2 separate regions of the Mus musculus genome follow, and region 2 is linked to region 1. A link is a loop called in an ENCODE intact Hi-C map of the cell type or tissue named here. Cell type or tissue: gastrocnemius. All regions are shown on one strand. Each heading gives the region's core, and the rest is flanking DNA. Links, peaks and the distances in the headings are about the cores only. Region 1 has its middle 57 kb from the start of Gm46770. Region 2 has its middle 16 kb from the start of Cd93.

The links. Hi-C counts contacts between places; a loop is a spot of excess contacts. Peaks named below come from ENCODE experiments on the same cell type or tissue, not always from the same donor. Only the 100,000 strongest peaks of a DNase experiment are listed, where the experiment ranks them.
Region 2: a loop joins it to region 1, with 2.7 times the contacts of the local background. A loop is called at or near these places in 2 of 42 quality-filtered maps.

What each region holds. Positions count from the first base shown.
Region 1 is chr2:148,502,860-148,508,246 of GRCm38, reverse strand. No RefSeq gene overlaps it. Among named protein-coding and RNA genes, the nearest start is that of Gm46770, 57 kb to the left of the region's middle. In gastrocnemius, for the core only: no CTCF peak of the experiment used is centred there; a DNase peak (open chromatin) is centred at 2,430; H3K27ac peaks cover 4,118 bases.
Region 2 is chr2:148,425,104-148,430,490 of GRCm38, reverse strand. No RefSeq gene overlaps it. Among named protein-coding and RNA genes, the nearest start is that of Cd93, 16 kb to the left of the region's middle. In gastrocnemius, for the core only: no CTCF peak of the experiment used is centred there; no DNase peak of the experiment used is centred there; H3K27ac peaks cover 4,549 bases.

The DNA.
Region 1 (5,387 bases), core at 120-5,119:
TTCAGTGTCATAAGAATTTATCTTTTTTCTTCTCAGAGTTTTAAAACATCAAGTCTTGTGTTTGAGGTTTTGGTACATTCTAAGGTAATTTTGTATATGGTGTAAGGTAAGGGCTGTCATTACTCTTTTCTGTAGAGACCCAATTTCTATAGCATCATTTATTGAAGAGACTGTCTACAGCTTCCAGAATGGCTTGTGTCTGGGAACTCTAGTGGGGTGAGGGAATAAAGAAACAACAAACGCATAGACATACTTACAGAAAATCTTGCGTAGAGGGGGCCAAGCTCACGCTGATGAAAGGCACTAATTATGCAACAACCTAGACCCTTTACACATTTATTACATTCCTCTTGGCTTTTACCATTTCTTTTGACTGCCCACCAGAACTAGAGATAAGACCCATTGCTGAAAACACAATATACTTTGGTTGCAGGACAGATTAAAACAATGCTAGAACTGAGCCTGAAGTTAGCTAGCTTCTCAGTGCCAGAAAGTGCTACTGGGGGTTGGATGAAGTCATCAGTGGTGTTGTAATGCAGGGGTGGATCCTGCCTAGTAAAGTACCCACCTGCCAGGCAAGATGTGCTCCCTAGTACAATAGTGTCATAGCTATTGTGGCTTTCTAATTGGATTTGAGGCTGACTTCACAGGAAGGAATTCAGATCTAATACTGAAAACCTGGTCAAAAGCTTGTGATTGAGGAGGCTGTGGACTCTAAGAGGGATAGGAAACCTACCATTGTGTTTCACTGATGGATATGTCCTCAAACTGTCTTCTAAATATTTATACTCATAGATTGGTTCCACTTTTAGTCAGAAAAGCTTCTTTTAGCCCTGAGCAGTAGTGAATACAAGACTTATAATTGGCCAAGGTGCTGAAAATAAGTGATCATAAAGCACACAGCCTAAAGGAACATTTTTAGTGTTGTTTCCAAGGCTAAGGAGCATTGCAGAAGTGTGGGTAGAAAGTATGTAAAAGTTGGAGGGTAGGAAGGAAGGAAGGAGTGCTGTAACGTGCTATCTTCTGGACATGACATGACCTCACACTCAGAAACTCACAGCTGCATAAAATCAAGCCAGTCCACATTCCTACAGAGGTAAGGGAGGGGCTCACATGTCCCCACCCCTGGCCTTGGACTACTGGCAGTTATTGTTGCTAGAGGTTGGAAGTCATTTTTCTTTAGTAGTATAACCACTGGTAAGTTGCCCATGCTTTATTAAATAACTCCTCAACCACGTTCACGCAAGAAACCCTAATTAAAGTCAATGAATTAAAAATAAAACAACATAAAAGTAGGAAAGAATGGAAAGGGAAGAAAAGAGAGTAATATGAGTGAACATGACAAATATAGAAACATAGAAAGCATACAAATAAAATTTTAAAATTAAGAAAATATCTTGAATTCTAGGATGGAATTTTATGCTTCTAAAACAAAAGCAAAACCACTCCAGTTGTGATTTCCATAGGAATCACATTAAATCGCCAGATCACCTTGGCCATAATAACAGTGGTACATCTTGCCTTATATACATGGTCTTGGAAGGGCTCTCCACTCACTCATTACTTCCTTTATCTTGTCCATCAGTGATGTGTATTTTCAGTGCACAAGTCTTTTGCCTCACTGGCTAAGTTTATTCCTATGTGTTTTATCTTTCTTATGCTCTTGTAAATGGAGTTGTTTACTTAATTTCCTCGTCATATTGTTCTTTGTTGCTGGATTCTGTAAGATCTTTGCCCTGGTAGGTGTCGCTTGTCATCTAGCTAAGGCAGTAAGATGTTAGAAACCTGCATAGCTAAAGAGCCCTAGGCACCCTCAGTTTAGCCCTGGAGAAAGAACATGAGTCTATATAGGCCAGCTTTTTTCAGTGCCCACATGATACCCGGTGCTCACTGGATAAGCATGGCAGCAAAAACCTGGCCCAGTCATGCTTTGCCCAATGAAGATGCTAAAACTCTCAGATTATGCTTGCTATGGACATTGAAAGTGATCATGTAGCTTATCAGTGATTCAGGCACATAAAACAAACCAGTAATCAGAATTGATGTTCTGTAGAGCTCAGCCAATCTCCTTCTCGTCTCATCCTGAATAAACCGAACTGATAAACAGACATTAAAATATAAATAAATAGATGTTTGCTGAAATTGCAATGCAGGAAAGAGACACAGACACCCGGCTTGTAACCACAAAGGTACAGAGATGGGAAAGCATCACATGGCCCTCACCCTCTCTTTGAAGAGCAATGCTTTTTGGCAGGGAAAGTATTCAGATTACCCCTGTTATGGGGAGGGAGTGATCCTCTATTGTTGATGCTGCTGTCTCTAAGATCTGCAGTCTCCAGGGGAACTATTTGGGCATTGGAAGCTGGGGAGCTTAGCCACCGCCCTAAGGTGCCTTATCTTTAGCTACACTTCTGGAGCAAGGCCAATGATCTCACTCCACCCGTTGTAACCTTTTCTGACTTTAAGTTCCTGGAATTGTTAGGACAATCCCTTTGGAAAGTCAAAGCCAGCTTTGCACCCTTCAAGCTGCTGTTCACGCACAAAGAAGGAAAAGATTGAGTTGGCTGCAGAACTCTGCTGGAGCCCCACCACACTCGGGGTCCTGAGAAGGAGTTAGACTGTCTTCTGCTGGGTCATCCAACAAGAATGGGGAAGTAAGACAAGACTCTACAAATATATGTTCAATTCCCCCAAAAGGAAACTTTTAAAGAATTATTCAACTCATACAACTTATACCTCTACTTTTCAATATGAAATACAGACATTTAGGACACACAGAGAAACCTAGCCCCTCCCCAGCTCTCACCTATCCTGACAGTACATAAGATTTCACCCATAGTTACCTAATGACCTCATTAGGCTAGCCCTGGAGACACATGACTGCTAAGGCACACTGAAGCATAAGTGGCTACACAAAAGCTCGTGATGCTTTGCTCTTATTAAAAAGTCATTCAGAGGCAGATGGTGGTGGTAGCATGTGCCTTTAATTCCAGCACTCTAGAGGCAGAGGAAGGCAATCTCTGAATTCAAGGCCAGCTTGGTCTACAGAGTGAGTTCAAGGATGGCCAAAGAAAAAACAGAGAAACCCTGTCTTGAAAAACCAACCAACCAACCAGTCAGCCAGCCAACAAACCAGCCAATCAACAAAACAAACAAACAAACAAACCAATAAGCAAGCAAACAGTCATACATAATTCAAAGATGGCAATGGCAGGGTCCTTCTCGGGAGTGGAAGAGTGGCATGTAGAAGCATGCTTGAGTTCTTGTCCTCGACTGAGGACATTCCTGAGGTTTCATCACATAGGACTTCTTCCTTCACTTTGAGTCTGCTCCTGGGATGGGACAATCTCCCAATCATTCGGCAAATATCCATTGCACTGTCTGAGTGGCAGAGCCAAGCTCTGGTATTGGTTACCCACACCTCTCAGCTTCAGGGCCTGTTCTGTCTCCTATTGTGCACTGAGAGTAGTCTTTACTCCCCAAAGCAATAAAGTCTTTCCCCTCAACCATATCCATTCCAGAAGAAAGAAGTTGCATGGGGTTAGTCTTCTCCATTTTAATGGTTTCTGATCTTCTCAGACAATGAAGAACTCACTTATGCAGATAGCAAAGACAATTCTATTATTTTCTGGGTTTGGACTTCAAGTACTGAATTCATACTGTCCTTTAGGTCAGTGCTAAAGTAAGCCAAGAGGTGCCCATAGAGTGAGTCCAGGATCCAAGAGAGGGCACTGCAGTTGTCCACTGAGCAATTCATGCCCTCCTCCCTTGGATCCACACCATGGACCTAACAAGCTCCATGAGGACTCGAAGGAAAGACTGCTGTGACTTGTTTGTAGGTTCCCAACTATTGGACAGAGATTCTTTGACCTCTGTATCAGTCATCTTGGAAGCTACCTTCAAGGTAAGACAAACCCCTGTCCAGGTTGACTGGATAGTCTCACTGCTCTGGGGTATGTGTGAGATGATAAGAAACAGGAAATAGCCAGGGCATGATCCACATACCAGAAAACAGACTTGTGATGTCAGAAAGACAATCAGTGGAGGTTTAACTGATAAAGAAAAAGGACTGCACTAAAGTCACCACGGAGATTCAGAGGAATGTGAGTGGCGTATGCAGTTTTGTGACTCTGGAAAGGCCTCACCATATTTCACGTGTGGAAGAAATTTCTGGAACTGTTGCAGCCTATAGATTGCTACCCAGTTACATTCATGAAGTTTGAGGCCAATGTGAGCTCTCACATGCCATTAAATCTTTATGAATATGACAACTGGAAGCTGTTAAAGACTCAACTAATGCTCATGAGACTAAGTCTTTCTGTTATAAAATAAATAAGAAGTATCTTTAAAAATACGACACCATAAGGGCTGTTCTCTTGTAGAGTCAATGATGTTCTAGAATGACAGGATGCTGGCTTTTCTGGGCCTTTGTCTGGATGTGCCACCTGTCTGGAATAAGATCGGGGAAAGGGAACAAGCCAAACATTTTCATAGAACTTTGGGTACATAAAGCAAGCAGTGCAGATCATATTGGATACAGAGCATGGACTTTACCGGTGGGATCAGTAGCAGAACACTGGAGCCAACTGTTACCCAGATTCCATCTATTGCAACATAAGAACTTACAGGATACTAATTCATGTGACTTTCACAGACAGAAAACATTGATAAGTTTGGAAAATGTCACTTCAAAGTAAAACAGTTTTTTTTTTATTTACAAATCATGGTGCCTTTCATGTACTAACACAGATATGATTTAGTGACAAGGAAATAACACTCAACTCATTTGACAAGACACTTCTATTTTCTTTATTTTTATTTTTATTTTTAAATGCAATATATATAAACACACACTGGAGTCAAAGACAGCAGCTTGGTAAATGCCTGCCAAAATATTTGCAGATAAGGGAATACTGTACATTTATTTCTGTATAGAGTGTTCTCTTTTATGTGGGAGGTGGTAAGAGAATTGTTTTCTGACTGCTTCAAAGCTTTTGTATGGGTGAAGCCTGGATGTTTTGTGATCCAGGGACAGAACCAACCTTGGAAATAGTGCTCAGCAGTTTTGCTATGTCCATGCTTCTGCATGATGTATTTTTGTCACAGGGAGACAAAAATACCAGACAAGCCAGAGGCACTGGGTAGACGTTGTAAGTCTTGTCTAAGTTTCAACAACAACAACAACCTGCTTTCTTAACTATTTTTTATGGAGGCCAGTACTGACACTTATCCCACATCTGTCTAGGGTGTCTAAACTAGACAAGAAGCCACTGGGCATGGGCATGGCTTGGGCTCTGGAGATCTGACTTATAGAACATATGTGTGTCATAGAGAGGGACTCCAAGAATGTCCTCTGATATAGCAGATAGGAACTCATGCTCAGAGGT
Region 2 (5,387 bases), core at 93-5,092, 78 kb after region 1:
CCTATGCAGCCTTGGATATAGATCTTCATAGGTTGCTTATGTGTAGAGCCTGTCCCTGAAAGCCATTCAGACATCCATCAGCAGCAAACTGTAGATGCTCAAGGATTATCTATAGAGGGAAGCACTCCTCACTAGGAAGTGTCACATAGTTAATGAACAATCAAGGAAGATTCAGAGGAACAGGGAAAGCTAGATGCTTAGGAATAACTTGCATTAAATTCTTGAACAACAAAAATTAATCTTTGATAAGAGAAGTTGGTAAGCAGTTACGTGAGAGGGGAGTGAGGTTTACTGCAAAGAACTAAAGGACCTTCTCAGAACCATGGAGATGGCATATCTTGATCAGATGTTGGCTGCATGGACATTTGCATTTTCAGCACTCATTAAACCCTAAACAGAAAATAGGTACATCTTATTGAATACAAATTACAGCATAATAACACTGATTTTAAAATGCTCCCTGTCAATGTATGAGGAAGACAAAGGTTTACAAGTTATAGCCTGATTAATTTTTCTAGAGGAATGAGATGTGTTTTCCTCAGGCTTTATTATTTCAGAGGTAGTAATGAGTGAATGAATCTCTTGTGGTGTTGAGTGGCTTAGTGCTTCTCTACTGTCGATCCTTGTACAAGCCCACTAATCAGGGTTAGTGATTGTGGAGACCCACTCCTGTGACACCACTGCCATGAAAGCCTTTCCACACAAAGGAGCCTAGCGATCAGGGAGCTCTTTAGTTATACTAACCTATACCCAGCCATTCACACTCATCCCGGAGGATCTCCAGGCTGCTCCAGTGCCATGTTCTTCCAATGTTGTGGTAACTTTGCAAATGTAAAGTACTGGCCTCTTTCTTTCACATCCTTTTGCATTTACTTCTTAGACAGAGCCAATCAACCTGGCTCTGCTTTTTAAGGGAAGTCTTTTTTTTTTTTTTTTCTTCACTACGGAGACAACCTTTCCTATTATTAAACTTCATGAGGAAAAAACAACCATAGCAAAGCTTCTGGCAGAGTCTACAGGTGCCAAGCTCATAGTGGAACTGGGATCTGGGATAAAGTCATGGCTTTTCATTAAGAGGGATTTTGGGTTTGTTTTGTTTCCACTGCATAAAGACCAGATGCCCAGTTTGACTTGTTAAATGCTTGCTGGGACTGGATTGGATGCTCAAAGGGTTTCTGGCTGAAATTAAGTGATGTCTATTAACTTTAATTGCATGTTGAATGGTCTTTAGCATGAGTTATTTATTCTTTCTGAGCAAAGGAAAAGATGACTCATTTGAGCCTCATTATTTCAAAATCTGGAGTCACATTGAGTTGGAACCAACCCATGCACCAGCTTCACAAACAAGAAAACAACCCAAAAATATTTCTAAGAGTTTGTTAAAGGAAATTAGTTTCATAATAGGCTAAGCTGCTGTTCTACTAAAAATTCTTCTGGTGGGACATTTGCCTCTATGTTTACATTTACACATGTATATTAAAAGATGTATTGTAAATGAATAATGTACAAATATAGAGGGCCAAAATATCTTGTAGATACTTTAATCTGATTCTGATTATGTATAAAAACTATATTTAACAGTGAAATTGCTTCTATATGATAAAGTCTAATGGTCAAAACATTTGTGTTTTTCTTAAAATGAGACATTCAGAGTATCCAAATGAGGGCTTCTGCAGTGGCTGTTCGTTGTACTTTCTTTGTCTCTGTGGTCTTTCATCACCAGTGTGTGACTTTCAGTCTCATGATTGCCAGATAACATCTATATTTCTCAGTCTCATGCAAAAGGTCCACCCATTAAGGCACTCTTCTTGGAATTTTCTTTGGGAGGGGTGCTGGAGAAAGAGCTTAGCAGTTAAGAGCAATTATTGCTTAACTGCTCTTACACAAGATTTGAATTTGGTTCCTCGAACCTACATATATCTACTTATATATCTACCTATAATCTATTTCCAGAGGATAAAACGATCTCTTCTGACCTCTAGGACTTTTGTATGCACATGGTACACATATAGATACCCAGGCATGCGTGTGCTCATACACACACACACACACACACACACACACACACACACACACTAAATAAATGTTTTTAAAAGTTTTGTGTTTGTTTTGTTGTTGTTGTTGTTTTTTTGAGACAGGGTTTCTCTGTGTAGCCCTGGCTGTCCTGGAACTCACTCTGTAGACCACGCTAGCCTCGAACTCAGAAATTCGCCAGCCTCTGCCTCCTAAGAGTTGGGATTAAAGGTGTGCACCACCACACCTGGCTTTTTAAAAAAAAATTAAAAATTATATGCATGTGTACATCTATCTGTGGGTATGTGCTTTTAAATGCAGGTACCTGTAGAGGACAAAGTCATCACATATCCCTGGAGCTGGAGCTGGAGGCCGCTGTGTGCTGCCTGACATGGGTACTAGGAACAAAACAAAGGTCCTCTGGAAGAGCAGTATATGTTGTGAAATGCTGAGCCATCTATCTAGCCTCATTGCTTTGTTTCTAAAATACTGTCTTGCTGTTCAGCTTGTGCTGGCTCCAAACTTTCAAACCTCCTTCCTCAGACTCTTACAGATGAGTGTGCCACAAGCCCTTGTTAACACGGAACTTGTATACTCTATGGGTTTTGACACATACAGAGTGGTTAATTATACATTCTACCACAGCAGTATCAGACATGGCAGGTTTAGTGGCAGGAACGCCCCTTGTGCTCTGTCCATTCATCCTGTTTCTCTTGAGAACTATGGCTTTGTTTATTGATTGCACAATTTTTTTCCTGGAATGTGTCTTGCCTACTGTGTAGCATTTTCAAACTAGCTTCTTCCACTTGGCAGAGTGCATTTAGGGCTTCTCAAGCCATTTCCGTGACTTGATCATTTATTGATTTTAATCAATGGCTAATATTCTATTGCCAATTATCTACTCATTCACTGAAGAACACTGTGGCTACTTCTGACTTTTGACCCTCAAAAATAAAGCTACTAAAATATTCTCATACAGATGTCTATGTGAAACTAAGTTTTCAATTCATTGGCATAAATGCCTGGAGGTGGGATTAATGGATGATAGAATTAGGGTGTGTCTAGTTTTGTAAGGAATGGCCAGCCTTCGAGAGAATCCAAGTCACTCTGCATTCCCACTACCAAGGGCCATGATTCTGTTCCACACTGTTCTCAGCATAGATGTCATCAAGTGTTGGATTTTAGTTATTCTAATAGGTGTATAAGGTACACCACTGCTTTAATTTGCAGTTCCCAATGAGATATGTTGCTTACATACTTCCCTGCTATCAGTGTCTCTTAAGATTTTCTGGGCCATTTTTTCACTTACGTTGTTTGTTTTCTTACAGTTGGGTTTTAGGAAATCTTTGTGGCCTTTGAACAACAGTCCGTGCTCAGATAGGTATTTTGCAAATATATCATCCAAGTTGTTGGTAGTTTGTCTTTGAATTCACTCAGCCTATCACTCACACAGCAGCTGTATTATACTGTTCACTTTTGCTTCTCTTGGGTGTTAGGAGTTCACCGAGTGGTGGAGTGATGTTGTGGTATGCGCCAAAGTGTATGGTGATACAGAAACTGCAAGCCAAACAAAAGCAAGTGCTTTAATTACAGTGTTGCTGTATGCAAAAGGCTGGACCCAGGGACGATGCTTACTCTGTCATTTGACACTCCCCCCCACCCCGTGAACAGTAGGCCATCAATTGAGAGTCATATTTGAACTTATCTTGATATTGAGGGAGTTGTGAAGAAAGGATTTCAGCACTCTACAGACCTGAAGTTGGAAGGGAAGCTGTGGAAGAAAGGGCAAGAAAATTCAAAGTTGAAAAAATCTGTACCAACTGGAAGAAGATATGGATGAAGATCTGAAGAAGGCACTCCCAACCCCATGATGTAGGCTTCATCCTTATTTTGAGAGAAAAGGCTGGGCTCAGGGAGATTCGCTATTCCAGAAAGCCAGGTAGAGTTGAAATACATGCTCATGTTGATGTCATGACCTGGCTCTGTGTTAAGTGTAATGTTTGAGATTCAGTCACACATTCAGTTCTTTAAGCTCAATAAGCCACTATGCATCCGCTGTCCTGTTGATTAGAATCTGGTGCTATAACTTGTGTTCTGGAAGCTTGGTTCCCATTATTATACTGAGCAATTAGTGGACTCTTTAAGACACAGGGCTTACAAGAGATTAGGGTCTATATCAGGGAGCGAGTTAGTTTGCTTAGTAATGTAGTACTTTAAATGAGGTCGGGTTGCTAATGGCAAGGTTTTTGCCATGCTCAGCCACTTCCCTGTGTACCCTCTCACGCACTCTTGTCATGTGACACCATCTGCCAAAGCCTGTGAGCTGAATGACTCTCTTTACTTTATACCATTTCCTGCTTTAACATTTTGTTACAGAAAAAGAAAACAAACTAATACATATGGGTCTTTCTGCTGTGGGACTATTTTGAATACTGTGCCTGTGCATCTTAATTTATCCAATGCCCCATCCACAACACTGTCTTAATGAAGACTTGACACACCTCAGAGGCAGACCCACACACTGTATATAAAAATAGAAAAGCTCATATTTCTTTTGACGTCTCCTTTTGCATAAGCCATTTCAAGGGTAGACATGTGGTTACAGGCCGGATATCAGTGTTTATGACTTACAACTGAAACCTGGTTTCACAGATGCCCTGTGCTTTTGGACAATTTAATCTGCTTACATTTGTTTCCATCCTCTGTAAAATGGGAATAATAAAAATAATGTGGACACTTGTTTGTTATAAGAGTTTAAGGAAATGATTTTTGATTTATACTTGATATGATGCCTAACACAAAGCAAGTTGTCAGAAAATGGAAAGAATGAGGGGAAATGATACATAATACAGGTCTAATAAATATTAACCAAAAACTGTAAACATCAGGACATGACAAGAACTCTAGAACTTTCCACCAGGGGCATCTACAGAGTAATTGTTTTATAACATTTCTAAGAAAATGATTCAATAATTTGAAAATTTCTAAATTGCCCAGTTGTCAGGCATGTAGACTGTTTGCTTGTTATTTTAAATGTGATTTTGCCATTGGTCTTAGAGTAATATGGCATAGTTACATGATTTTGGCTAGGATGTATGTCACCATTCCTGGAAAATGAAATGTCATAATAGACCTTTATACTCCAAAGAGGAATCTGAGGAAGACTGAGCCCCATAACCACAACTGTCAATGTGTTCTGCACACCCTGGTGCATCAGATCACTTACAATGTAAGACCCTCATTGTCGACAGGTTCCTGAGATGAATGCAAACTCCTCCCATCACAGGCTGTACCAACACCATGCTGTGCACAGAAAGTTCTTTTAAAGGGAAACACAATGAAAGTGGCAAAAATCTAGAAACACATTTTCTTTA